2 separate regions of the Homo sapiens genome follow, and region 2 is linked to region 1. A link is a contact called in ENCODE Hi-C data. All regions are on one chromosome and are shown on one strand. Each heading gives the region's core, a stretch centred on a gene start or an enhancer-like site at or near the end of the contact. The rest is flanking DNA. Distances are from core to core; before and after follow the strand shown.

Evidence for each region. Hi-C counts contacts between places; a loop is a spot of excess contacts on that map. Pooled maps may share reads with other maps.
Region 2: a loop to region 1 is called in a map of GM12878, with 2.7 times the contacts of the local background. The contact joins the promoter of TCEANC here to the enhancer-like site in region 1. A Hi-C loop is called at or near these places in 1 of 168 maps with a recorded cell type or tissue (GM12878), 17 of 37 single-sample maps with no recorded cell type and 7 of 50 pooled maps.

What each region holds. Positions count from the first base shown.
Region 1 is chrX:13,253,940-13,260,533 of GRCh38, reverse strand. No RefSeq gene overlaps it. Among named protein-coding and RNA genes, the nearest start is that of LINC02154, 46 kb to the left of the region's middle. RefSeq lists enhancers at 3,122-3,171, 6,102-6,221. Within about 2 kb of position 3,118, at least 2 of the 41 ENCODE cell types and tissues checked have a DNase peak (open chromatin) inside an H3K27ac peak, as active enhancers do; they include GM12878, where a contact is called at or near this core.
Region 2 is chrX:13,649,493-13,656,086 of GRCh38, reverse strand. It overlaps TCEANC (transcription elongation factor A N-terminal and central domain containing), which reads right to left and starts at 2,946. Exons shown (of 5, transcript NM_001297563.2): 1 at 2,899-2,946; 2 at 714-798. LOC107985657 (a long non-coding RNA gene) reads left to right here and starts at 2,648. Exons shown (of 1, transcript NR_171573.1): 1 at 2,648-3,590. RefSeq lists enhancers at 2,724-2,813, 3,074-3,263 and a silencer at 2,834-3,145.

The DNA.
Region 1 (6,594 bases), core at 1,869-4,368:
GAAAGGGTATCCATGATAGATAAAATAACATGGACAAAGGCTGGGAGGTAGGGAAGTGCGTTGATCTTTCCTGTAAAGGAATGGGCTGCTCAAAGGAGTCTAAGGAGCAAAGAGGGGTTTGGAAGAGACATCTGAAGTTAGATAGTAAAATATATTAAATGCCAAGCTAGATGACTGAACTTGATCCTAGAGGCAATGGGAACTAACAGAGGTTTTTAAGCATGCCAATGTCACCATAAGCTCTATGGTTATAAACTGCTGTCCAGTTTTCTGCAGTGATGAAAATGTTCTATTTCCGCATTAAAATGTTACAGCCACTAGCCACTAGCTCAAATGTTGCAGTGACTGTTGAGCCACTGAAATATAACTATTGTGATTAAGGAACTGAATTTTTACTTCTATTTAATTTGAATTAATTTAAGTTTACTTTTAGCAAGCCACACGTGGCTAGTGACCACCATATTGGGCAGCCCAGAGCTAGAAAGTTATCTCTGGAGGAGTATTGAATGGAAGAGGAGAGAAGGCTTCCTACAGGGAAAAAAAGACTATATTAAAGAGGGAATCATTTCTTTTCCTTTCAGAGATAAATTTTTAACACTATATAAATGATTTTGACCATGGATTGTGTACAGATGGGTGCCAACTTATGATGGCTCATCTTACCATTTTTTGACTTTATAATGCTGTGAAAGCAATACGCATTTAGTAGAAACCATACTTTGAGTATCCATACAAGCATTTTGTTTTTCACTTTAAGTACAGTATTCAATAAATTACATGAGATATTCAGCACTTTATTACAAAATAGGCTTCGTGTTAGATGACTTTGCCCAACTTTAGGCTAATGTAAGTGTTCTGAGCACATTCCAGGTAGGCTAGGCTAAGCTATAATGTTTAGTAGGTTAGGTGTATTCAATGCCTTTTTGACTTATGATATTTTTAACTTATGATGTGATTACTGAGATGTAACTCCATTGTAAGTCAAGGAGCATCTATACTCAAATATAGACCATTAATAATATGGAGCCAACAGGCGTGGTGGCTCACGTCTGTAATCCCAGAACTTTGGGAGGCCGAGGTCAGGGGATCACTTGAGCTCAGGAGTTCAAGACCAGCCTGGACAACATGGTGAAACCCTGTCTCTACAAAAAAAATTTAAAAAATTAGCCAGGCATGGTGGCGGGTGCCTATGGAGCTAGCTACTCGGAAGGCTGAGGTGGTGGTACCAGTGGAGGGACTTGACTATGAGTTGTGCAGGTTCTTGGTCTTTTGAACAAAGAATTGGACAAAACATGCAAACAAAGCAATGAAAGGATGAAGCAACAAAAGCACAGATTTATTGAAACCAACGTACACTCCACAGAATGGGAGTGGGCTTGAGCAAGCAGCTGAAAAGCACTGGTTACAGAATTTTCTGGGGTTTGAATACCTTCTAGTGATTTCCCATTGGTTACTTGGTTGTACCTATGTAAATGAAAGAGTGGCCCACGACCAGTTTGATTGGTTGCAGGAGGTGACCAATCAGAGTCTGAAGTGAAGTTACAAAGTTACACATGAAGACTAGTCCTGCGACCAGTCTGATTGGTTGCGGGAGGGGACCAATTAGAGGTACTTTCCATTTTTCATCTGCACAGTGCAAAGGTAGTAACCTCTGATCCTTTCGTTACTTCAGTGTGGAGAGGTGGGGTTTTCCTTTTGATTCAGTTCTAGGAAGTCAGGGCGAATTGGCTTTAGGTAACCTGTCTCCAGACCCTATTCTCCTGCCTCAGTGGGAGGATCACCTGAGCCTAGGAGGCAGAGGTTGCAGCAACCTAAGATCATGCCACTGCACTCCAGCTTGGGTGACAGAGCAAAACCCTGTCTCAAATAATAATAATAATAATAATAAAGGAGCCAGTTTAGTTTGTGTGCCTATAATCCAGAAGAAAGGTGTTTCAGTGTACAGTCAGAGACGATAACCACTAATCCTGCCTCTGGGCTGAGGATGGGACATTGAACAACTGTTTTATTCCTTATTCCTTAGTATTTATTTTATAGAGTTGAATCTCCAACCCCTCATCTACTTACCCACCATACTATCTGTGTAACTACAGTTAACATGCAGTAGCCAAGACAGTGACTCTCAATGTGGGAAGGGGGTGATTTTGTTTCCCAGGGAACATTTGGCAATGTTTGGAGACGTTTTGAGTTATCACAACTGGGGAAGGGGTGCTACTGGCATCTAGTGGGTAGAAGCCAGGGATGCTGCAAAACATCCTACCACGCACGGGACAATGATGCAGTCCAAAATATCAATAGTGCTGAGGTGAAGAAATCCTGGTCTAGAGCAGTGGTTTTCAACCCTCAATGTTCATTAGAGTCACTTGGGAAACTTTAAAAAATCCCTATGCCCTGGTCATTCCCCAGGCCAACTAAATCAGAAACTCTGAGATTGGGGCCCAACCCAGGTTTTGGTGCTTTTTAAAGAGATCTCCAAGTGATTCTAATATGAAGCCAGAGTTGAGAGCTACTGGCATAAAGATAGTCCAAAATATCCTATTCTTAAGCCCTCAACATATCTGACTCCTATGAACATCCATTTTGTGTCTCTCATGCAGTCTTCTGCCAAAACCATGTCCCTGTCTTTTACTTAGTCTATTTGTCACTGCAGGGCTCTTGAAACCTGTCAGACACCTAAATATGGAAACAATAGACACTGGGGACTACTAGATGACAGAGGGAGGGAGAGGGGCTAGCGTTGAAAAACTAACTGTTGGGTCCTATGTTCACCACCCGGGTGAAGGGATCAGATCATTCACATCCCAAACCTCACTATTATGTAATACGCCATGTAACAAACCTACACATGTACTCCATGAATCTAAAAGTTGAAATTATATATATAATATTTATAAATATTAACATATATTTATAAATGTTATGTATACATATACATTATGTATATGTATATGTATATGTATATGTATATGTATATGTATATGTATATGTATATGTATATGTGTGTATATATAGGAACCTGTCAGGCAAAGATAGGTTTTGGCTTTACCCTATCAAACGAAAGGGGATTTCAGAGGGCTTCTCTGGTAAACCACACCGTAGAATGCTTCCTACCCACTGGGGAAACCCAAGTTAAAAATGGTTAACAGGAAATCTAGTTGAGGGATATAATTAGCAATTATTAGCTCTTCGGTGGCTGTATTCATATTACATGAGATTATTCAGTAGCAGGAAAGGCTAGACTTATATCAAGTCTGTTTAGCTTAATAAAGCCAAAAAGAACAGTTGTTTTTGCATTTTTAGGTGGAAAAAACACACATTCTGAAGTTGCTCTTGTTAATTTGTTGAATGTTGTTGGAAAAGATGTTTCGCCAGAAGAAATAAAATTTCATAGTTTTTGTGAGAGATCAAAACACATTGCCTATGTCATCCTTTAATTGTCAAAAGATAATAAACAGAACTTTCTTACCCTGTTTCACTTAAGACTAACAGCTTGGAGGAAAAAAAATCAGAGGCCTTTGTTTTCTGCAAATTCACTGGGCAGCCATGTACAGTCTGGTGGTTCAAAGCTTTCATGATCTGTCCTCTGAGAACTTTGGAAAAACAACCCATGAGTACACAAGACTTTCTTTTTAAATTGGATTATTCTTTAATGAGGGTATGATTTGCTCAGGGTTATGTCAACTCCAAGCACCCTAGTTATGCTTCTTGGTGAGAATGTACAAGCCTCTCAGCACAGCTCAGCTTCTCTCTGTTGCATCTCTATCAAGGTCCTGCCTAGCAACAGCTGAAGGGAGCAGTTGAATGAAGATGTTCATTAATGCAGATGAGTGGCTTGTTGGCACAAGAACTTTCCAGCTAGAGCTGGGGGCAGAGTCCCTGACTCTTTCATCTTAAACACTGTGATACTGCTCACTTTAGGCTGGAGCTTCTCGGTGACATTCGGGGCTGGCCATTCTTAGTTGTGGGGGCCTGTCCTGGGCATTGGAGAATGTTTAGCAGCATCCTTGGGCCCTACCCACTAGATGCCAGTATCACCTCCAAGTGGTGACAACCAAAGATGTCTCTAAACATTGCCAAATGTCCCCTGGGGGACAAAATTACTCCCATTTCAGAACCTTTGTTACAAACTTATCAACTTCTAGCCGATAGTTTCAACAGGGAACTGCTGTAGGGCTTTAAATGTGTGAAACAATGAGATGAGGGAGGGGGCTTGTGATGTGATCTGATTGCTGCTTTGAGACGGTCCCTTGGCTGCTGCTTGCAGGGAGAAAGGAGACAAGAAGGTATTCCAAGAGACTTGCTCAATTCATGGTATTAGTCCAGGAAAGAGGGGATAATGGCATAGAGTGGGATTTTAGCAGTAGGAATGGAGAAGAAAGGAGGCATTGGAGAAATGTTTGGAGAGAGAGCTACAAGCCACCAGAACAAGTTGATGGACTAGAAAATATGTGGACAAAACAGATCAGCATCCAAGATGGCTCTTAGATTGTTGGTGCTCAGTACTACGTACTGACATGTAGAATATAGCAGGAGAAACTGGTGGAATGGGGGAATTCTTGGAGAGGTAGGGAGAATCAAGAATCCTGCTTTGGACGGGGCACAGTGGCTCACACCTGTAATCCCAGCACTTTGGGAGGCCAAGGTGGGAAGATCATTTGAGGCCAGGAGTTTGAGACCAGCCTGGCCAATATGGTGAAACCCCATCTCTACTAAAAATACAAAAATTAGCTGGGTGTGGTGGCACACACCTGTAATTCCAGCTACTCGGGAGGCTGAGGCAGGAGAATCACTTGAACCCAAGAGGCAGATGTTGCAGTGAGCCAATGAGCCAAGATTGCACCACTGCACTCCAGCCTGAGCAGCAGAGTGAGACTTACTCCAAAAAAAAAAAAAAAGAATCCAGGTTTGAGATCTCAATTGCCAGCTCATCAGGGTGAGGAGGTTACTGGGTCCAAGAGTCCTAGAACTCAGGGGAGAGGAGTTGGGAAAATAGGTTTGGTAAGAAGACAGATAATATTTGAAGCTATAGAGAAGTGAGTGTAAATGGAAAAGAATTGAGAACTTTATACTCTTGGCAACTCTATAATTTCGAGCTCCATTTTCAACCCCACCCTGCCACAGATTAGAGGCAACACATTAGAAATGGAAGAGGCTAGCGGAGACTTAGACTAGCTTGATTTAGCAGGAAACCCAGTTAAGTTTGAATTTCACATAAATAGTGAATAATTTTTAACTAAGTATGCTTTGGACATACTCATTTTGTCTCGCAATCCTAAACGGAGACCAACACCAGGGAAAGACGGCAATGTTTGATGATCATGATGTGTGCCTTGAGACACAGCAGATGAAACAATGCTTGACACCTTCTTTGAGAAGATGGGCAAATGTGCAGCATGTTTGAAAATGTATTTCCAAAATGAGATGTGTGACAAAGAGTTAAACATCCCTACAACAACCACAACCACAACCACCCCTGAAGAGGAAGCCTCAACCTCCCAATCCTCTATGCTAGCTACAAAACTATAGCTGAATTTTCTGGGCAACTCCATAGGCCTAAGGGACAAGAAAGCACCTTAGCAGATAGAAGATGTGAGAGCCCATTATTATAACTGGACAAGAAACTCAAAAGCTACAGTAGCTTTTATTGTTATGGCACAAGACACTTTAGAAACAGTTGATTTAACAGTTACTTTATGTTTTGTAGGTGAAGAAACTAAGACCTTGTGATGAGGTGTGCAAACAGTGGAGCCAGATAAAACCCGGGTCTTTTGACTCCTAAGCATAAACTACTCCAGGATTCACCAAGTGTGGGACACAAAATGAGAACACATAGAATATCATGGCCCTTGAGTTAAGCTGTCCTGAAGAACCCTGCTAGGCCATGCATGCTGAGTCATGCAGAGGGGGCCCCCAGGTGGCTCAGGGCAGTGTTCATTGCCTAACCGGCACTGAAGTCCTGTACTTCAATATTTTATCATCCAGTCAGACATGCTGGTGCTTACGAGCTGAATACTGACCTTGTTCCCAACCTATCTTCTATCATGCCTTCTTTTTGTAGGGTCTTGTCTCCTCTTGTCACAAAAACATAGAAATTTCTTTCCAGCACAAACTACCTAAAAGGGAAGGATAAACCAGATTGTCTGCTCTCTTAAGCATTTGTAGACAGACAACTTTTAAATAGAAGTGCATGCATGAGGTTCTAAAAGCTGTACAGGAACAGCAAGTCCCAGCCAGAGATCCTTCTAGAAAGAGAAACTCAAACTCCTGCTGTGACTATCGAAAATGAGAGTGTGGGAGATTTGGCTGTTGAGAGAAAAGCTGGTATCTTTGCTTCAGGTGAAATCGCAAGATTATGAAGTAAACTTAAAATAATCATAGAGTTGCATCCTCTAGCCTGGCTGGTGAAGTATGTTGAGTGTAGATTTAAGGAAGAAAGCTATGGAGCACACTTTGAGTGGCAAGTGTCTAATGAGTGTAATGACTGCCTAGAATATTTCATTTGTATTATCCTTGAATACCTAATCTATGGACTACACATATCATTTGACCCTAATACAAGCCTGATTTTAAAAAAACATAACACATATTATGTCT
Region 2 (6,594 bases), core at 1,697-4,196, 400 kb before region 1:
ACTGTACTTCTGGCACTCACAAGGCCCAACTGTGAGTCTGGCACTTTGTTAGAGGGATCATCCTCTAGTACAGATCTCAGAAAGATACTCCCTCATTTTCCTGCTGAAAGCCCTTGAGAGGTTTCCCCTTGCTTTCATGATGGAGCCAAAGCTCCTTGGCCAGTGGCAAAAAGAGCCCTAGCAGGCCTCCCTCTTGACTACTCGCAACCACTGATGGGCACGGCTCTGTGCCTTTGCTCAAGCAGCATCCCGAGCCTGGCTGATCTCTCACCATTAGTGGTTCTCAAGCCTGGCTGCACATTAGAATCCTCTGGGGAAATTAAACAACAAAAAACAAAAACAAACAATGGCAGGGCCTCACTCCAGATAGGATGAATTAGGATCTCTGAGGGTAGGGCCTGCATATTGGCTCAGCTCTCCAGGGTGACTCTGATTTAAACCACACACAGGCATACAACCCTCTTCCACACCCCAGCAGGACCTGCCAGTTAGGCTGCCATCAGCCCCAAAGACAGCTCTGGTTCTGCTCCTGGACCGAATGCAGACAACTCTATGACTGGCTTTTCTAGATGAGTCCCATTCAGTCAGAAAAGATTTAAAACACCTACTGTGTACAATGCAGCTGACAACCTTCTCTACAAATTACAAATGACAACTGTAATATTTTAAGTGTCATAATGTACACAATTCCTGATATTCACCCTCTCACTTACCTCTTCACAGTGGAAGGCAACATATATTTATTGAGCAACTCTCCAGGCCACACACACTCCAGTCATCTCAATCCTCACAATACTCCTGCAATACAGATAATGGCTTATTTTCATCTTACAGGTGAGGAAACCTGCTAAAAACAGTAAATAATTTGCAAGTTTTTTTCATGGTGTTAATCACATTTAAAAAACGTTTTTACTGCCTTCCCCACAAGACCATAAGAGAAGATCCACATGTTTTATTCACCTATACACACCTAGCAAACACCCAGTCAGTGCTTACTATTACTTAACACATTTTTGTTGTTGTTAAATGAGTAATGAGCATCCAGGATGCTCTCTCTCTTCTCTGCTTGGGAGCTTCATTTCTTTTCACTACACACCAGCTTGCTTGTACTCATTGCACCTAAGCCCAGTGCCCCTTGGCTTCTTTCGTAGGAGACCAAGCCCATCTCGATTCTAGTTCAAAAAAATCATTCAAAAATTCTAGTTCAAATAAATCTTGTTAAAAAAAACAAAACAAACAAACAAACAAACAAAAAAACCATGGTGCCCACTGTGGGCTAATGAAGTGGGTTTGAGGGGTCAAAACATTTGCATAAGGAAGGTCAAGCAGGTCCAGTTCCCAGAAGTGAGGGGTGCTGAGCAAGTTGGATAAGTTTCTTGACCATTCTGTGCCTCAATTTCCTCATCTACAAAATGGGAGAAATCCAACATCCTAGGATTAATGAGAATTAAATGAAAGTCTTGATAAAGTGCTTTGAACTATGGCTGTCACACAGTAAGTGTGAATAATAGGATGTGAATCTACAATTAAAAGGCTTAAAAATATCTACCAAACCAGGCATTGTTCTACAGCAGGGGGTCAGCACACTTTTTCTGTTAAAGATCAGAAGGTATATATTCTAGGCTTTGTAGGCCATACAATCTCTATGGACTACTCAACTCTGCTGCTATTGTAGCAGCAACAGCAGATACAGAAAATAACATAAATGGATAGGCATGATCTTGCTCTGGTAACACTTGTTTACAAAAACAGGCAGGCTGGATTTGGCTGCAGGCCATAGTTTGTTGACCCTTTTCTAGAGCAGGGCTGTGCAACATATATATAACATGTAAACCACAAATATGATTTAAAATTTTCCAGTAGTCATGTTAAAAAATAAAAATTGGTGAAATTAATTATACATTTTATTTAACCCAGTGTATCCAGAATAGTCATTTCAACATGTGATTAATATAAACAAATTGAGATATTTTACATTCTTTTTCATGCTAATTCTCGAAAATTCACTGTGTCTTACACTTACAGCACATCTCAATTCGGACTAGCCACATTTCAAGTGATCAAGCCTTATGTAACTAATGGCTATCATTATTGGGACGCCACGGTTCTAGAACTGATGCTAATATGGATAATGCTTGCTTAGGTGCATACCTATACCAAAAAGTGTATACAGTGCCAGGAAAAGTAGGCACGAAATATGGTATTGGATCCATATAAAAACTTATAAAGATTAGCTAATATTATAGTAAGCAAGGTGCACACATCTGCACAAAAATGGCCTAAACCCTGAGAAGAACGAGAGGAAAGGTCTGGAAACAATGTTTCCAGAAGTTTGTAACAAGTCAAAAATAACCTAGATCTGTTCAGATCTTTAGATCTCTTTAAAGCCTAAAGAGAAACTGTAACTTTCTAGCCCTAACCCACTTAACAGCTCCCCAGCTTCACAGGGAGCCCCGCCCTCTATGGAGAGAAACGATGCCAAATGTTGGCAGCGGTGTAGCGGTTACTGAACAGCCACTCAGCACTGCACTAGGACCATTTCCCTTAATGGTGACCCCTAGTAAAGGTGCAGCGAGAGGAAGGGACCAGCCCAACTGCCCGGTCTAGCCCGGGTTCGAGTTCCGGTGGGTGGGGTCGAGCAACATGCAAAGCCTGCCGCTAATCATCTTGGGATGACGGCCCGGCACCCAGCACACAAACAGCGACAGTCCCGAGGGTTCAGCCCACTCTGGCGACCTCGACAGTCGGAGAGGAAGGGGCGGGGGTGCGAGCACCTTCGGATCTACGCCGCCCAGGGCGCACCGGAAAGCTGCCGCGAGCCGGGGTGGGCTTCCGCTGGGAATAAGGGCTCGCCTTTTTGCGGGACACAGGCCCTGGCAAACCTGAAGCATGACTCACCGAAAAGCGCAGGCGCAGTTCCGGAGCCTTCAGCCGCCCAGTGCCCACGGAGAACTTCCGATCACCGGGACTGGGACAACGTCAAGGCTCAGCCAATCCAAGCCCACAGGCCGGCGCACGTGGTCCTGGGACCCAGTGCATGCGCGCTAGGGAAATGGCTGCCGTGGGACTGCGCTCGCGCGGCTTCCTAGAGGAGGAGCCATGGCCCCGCCCCGGGCCCGAGAGAAAGAAACTGCACTTTCGTTTTTTAGCAGCAAAGTTTGTTGATGTACTTTACAACTTATCTTTTCTGCTTCTACTCAGGACAGTCAAGACAGTGCTCAGCTAGATGTTCACATAACTGTAGACATAAATGTGAATCTATTTAACGCAGTAATTAATTCAAAAAGTGTTTTTAGCATCCTAGCATGCATCAGTTGATATGAAAGTAGTAAATGTTAATTGAGTGGTCTTGTGCATCCTGGACTTCTCATCTGTGCATATTCTCATTCTTTGCCTGCAAAGGGCCAGTAAAAGCACAGTGATGGTTGAACGAATGTGACAGCCTCCTTTGCTGATGCCTTACCCCAAGGTAATTTGGGGAAAGGTTCAGGGAAACAGAGTATCCAATCCAATACTCTGGACTGGGTGCTGGCAGGAAGGAGGGCGATTGTATGATTAAGTATCATAATAAATCTTACCTAAAAGGAGGGGAGACAAGACCAGTGACTCATTAACTGGGATAGGGGATGTTTGGTCATTTTTGTGGTTTGGACAATGTTTACGTTTTTTCAGCATTCCCACGTGATTACGAAGGAGTCTTGTTTTTGTCTTGATCCATCTGGTCAAAGAGTGGCCACGTCTGATGGTGTTCTGTGAAGTATTTATGTTCCACGCAGCACCAAGGCCCAGCTGTGACTGCCGGGGCAGCTCAGAGCTGTCAGGGGTTACTTTTTTCTTGCTGTCTATTATAGGGCTAAAATGTTTAAGGATTATATAATACCTTTTTAAAGAAAAAATTATTTGGCTGGGCGTGGTGGCTCATGCCTGTAATCCCAGCACTTTGGGAGGTCGAGGCAGGCGGATCATGAGGTCAGGAGATCGAGACCATCCTGGCTAACACGGTGAAACCCCGTCTCTACTAAAAATACAAAAAATTAGCCAGGCGTGGTGGCACGTGCTTGTAATCCCAGCTACTTGGGAGGCTGAGGCAGGAGAATCGCTTGAACCCGGGAGGCGGAGGTTGCAGTGAGCTGAGATCGAGCCATTGCACTCCAGCCTAGCGACAGAGCAAGACTTGGTCTCAAAAAAAAAAAATTATTTAATGACACTTGTCACTTGTTAAAGCATGGTAAGGAAGACTTTATTCAGGACCATTGAGATAGACATAGGTACCACTGCAACAGGGTCTTGCAGTGGGGAAGAGAGATTGGGCTCAACTTCAATTGTAGCATGGAAAAGTGAGAATTTATAGCCAAGGAGCAAGGTAGGGGGGTCAGTGGATGGAAAATTATTAAGAGGAAACATCAGGGGTAAGGGGGATTCTGTCTAAACCAACCTGACAAGATTCTTGCTGAAGACGGGCCAGGGTGATCAGATGTCACCTGGAGGTTGGTGGAGGATGAGGAACCAAATCAGATATTAAGGGTGATCAGATATTGAGGGTGGTTGCTTTTGGCTAAACTGATTTATCAAGGCTTTTTGCTAAAACTGGATTTTACAAGGAAGTGCACAGATAGGCCTAGTCAGGAGACTGACTAAAGTTTGGTTGGAAAAGAATGCTTGATAATCTTTACTTTTGCCTGTTAAAATAAAAAAAAATTGACGTAATTTAAATTTGGCAGAGTTTATGTGAGCAAAGAATGATTCATGAATCGGACAGCACTCAGAATCAGAATAGGTTCAGAGAGCTTTGTGGGCCGTGAGTATTTATAGACAGAGAATGGAAGTAAAATACAGAAATAGGCTGATTGGTTGCAATCAATGATCAGATCATTTGGATATGATCTGAGAAGTTGGCAGCTTGTGATTGGCTGAAGCTTGTCTGCTTGTGTTTGGCTGAGACTTGGCTGTTTATTATACTCTTCCTTAGGTTAAGCTTTCAGTGTATTTATGTACTAAGTTAAATTGCAATTCATTGTGTAGAAAATCAAAGTACAGAGACAGCCTTGAGCCAATAGCCTCCTGCTTATTTAATTTAACATGCTTTAATGGTATTTCTCTTCTCATTGTTACTTTTTTGGTTCATTTTATGAGTACTCTTGCCCCACTTTGTAAACACTGATTTAAAAATCCGAAGGACTATTGGCTCCTAGACCAACCATCTCTAGTTTTAGACAGTTACCTAGGAAAAATACTTTCTTTGTGATCAGATTTGTAACATGCAATTCTTAAAATATCTGATATTTGTCAAAACAATGGCACTCAAACTATGAAAGGCTCAATCTGAAGGAGTCAGTTTGGAAACTAGAAGTTACTACAGAAGTGGTCATTAGAGCTTTGAGGCATATTATAATCAATTTCTCATGAACTCTATGCTGAAGAAAAAAACAGAAATTACTCAAAAGTCTAAAATCAAAAACAACCTAGTGTTTTCTCTGGTGTGAAGGATAAGACCATTATTTCAACTAAGAGGCAAGCTATAATTACTGCGTAGTCCTGCCTTGTCTACTACAGTAGCCACATGTGGCTATTCAGATAAAATTTAAACTTCAGTTCCTCAGTTGCACTAGCTAAATGTCAAGTTCTCAATAGCCACCTGTGGCTAGTGGGTACCATATTGGATAGCACAGATATAGAACATGCTCATTGCTGTAGAAATTTCTGGCTGAGTTCATCTGGAATGAATCTAGGGCTGCCAGTGGATTCTAAAGAGGTTGCTGAAAAGTTTGTTCTTTTGGGCAATTTAAAAATGGAATACCTATAAAAGTACTCACATCTATGATAATTTATCATGCATAGTTTTCAGGCCTTTGTTTTAAAATCATCTTTCAGCTGCTTCAATACTCTGGAATTCTCTTTGATAAATTTCCCTTAGTGCAGCGGAAACCTCTTTTCAATCCTTATTAAGTCTCTGAGTGGCAATATATTAATAGATATTCTGAGCTCATGCAGACAGCCCTTTCCTGCAAATTCCCACGGAAGAGAGACAAAATCTTATGGGCCTTCTCCAGAGGCTAATGTTACACATTGCTGAGGGAACAGTTACAGATGTTTTCCATGGAATGAGGTCATAGAAACTGCCTCTTTCTGGGTTCTGAGGTGCCGGCCGGTGTTCATTTCCTGATAAAACACCAGGACCAGACACTGGGCTTAACTGGGGATGTTCTTATAAGTCACAGTACATAAGGCATGGGATTAAAACGATGAAGAGTTCCCTTGAAATCTCAGGAGTTACAGAATATTAGGAAATAGAACAAAAAGTCATACATTATAGAAACAGAAACTTTATGTTTAAGTTCTGCAACATATTTCTCAGACTTATGCAGGTGAAATGACAGAGAAGCAGCGAACATGGTATCTCCAGTGAACATCCCCAGAGGCTTCCAGAAGAGCTAGTTCAACGGGTCAGGCAGTCCCTGGCTGGTGGGCCACAGATTGCTTAAACCAACCTAATACCTCTTTTGTTCTTTGGAGGGGCCCACTTTGGAGATTTTTTGGAGGACCCTCCCTTTGCTGGTAGCCCCTTATTACCCATTCCATGGTTCAGATGCTGCA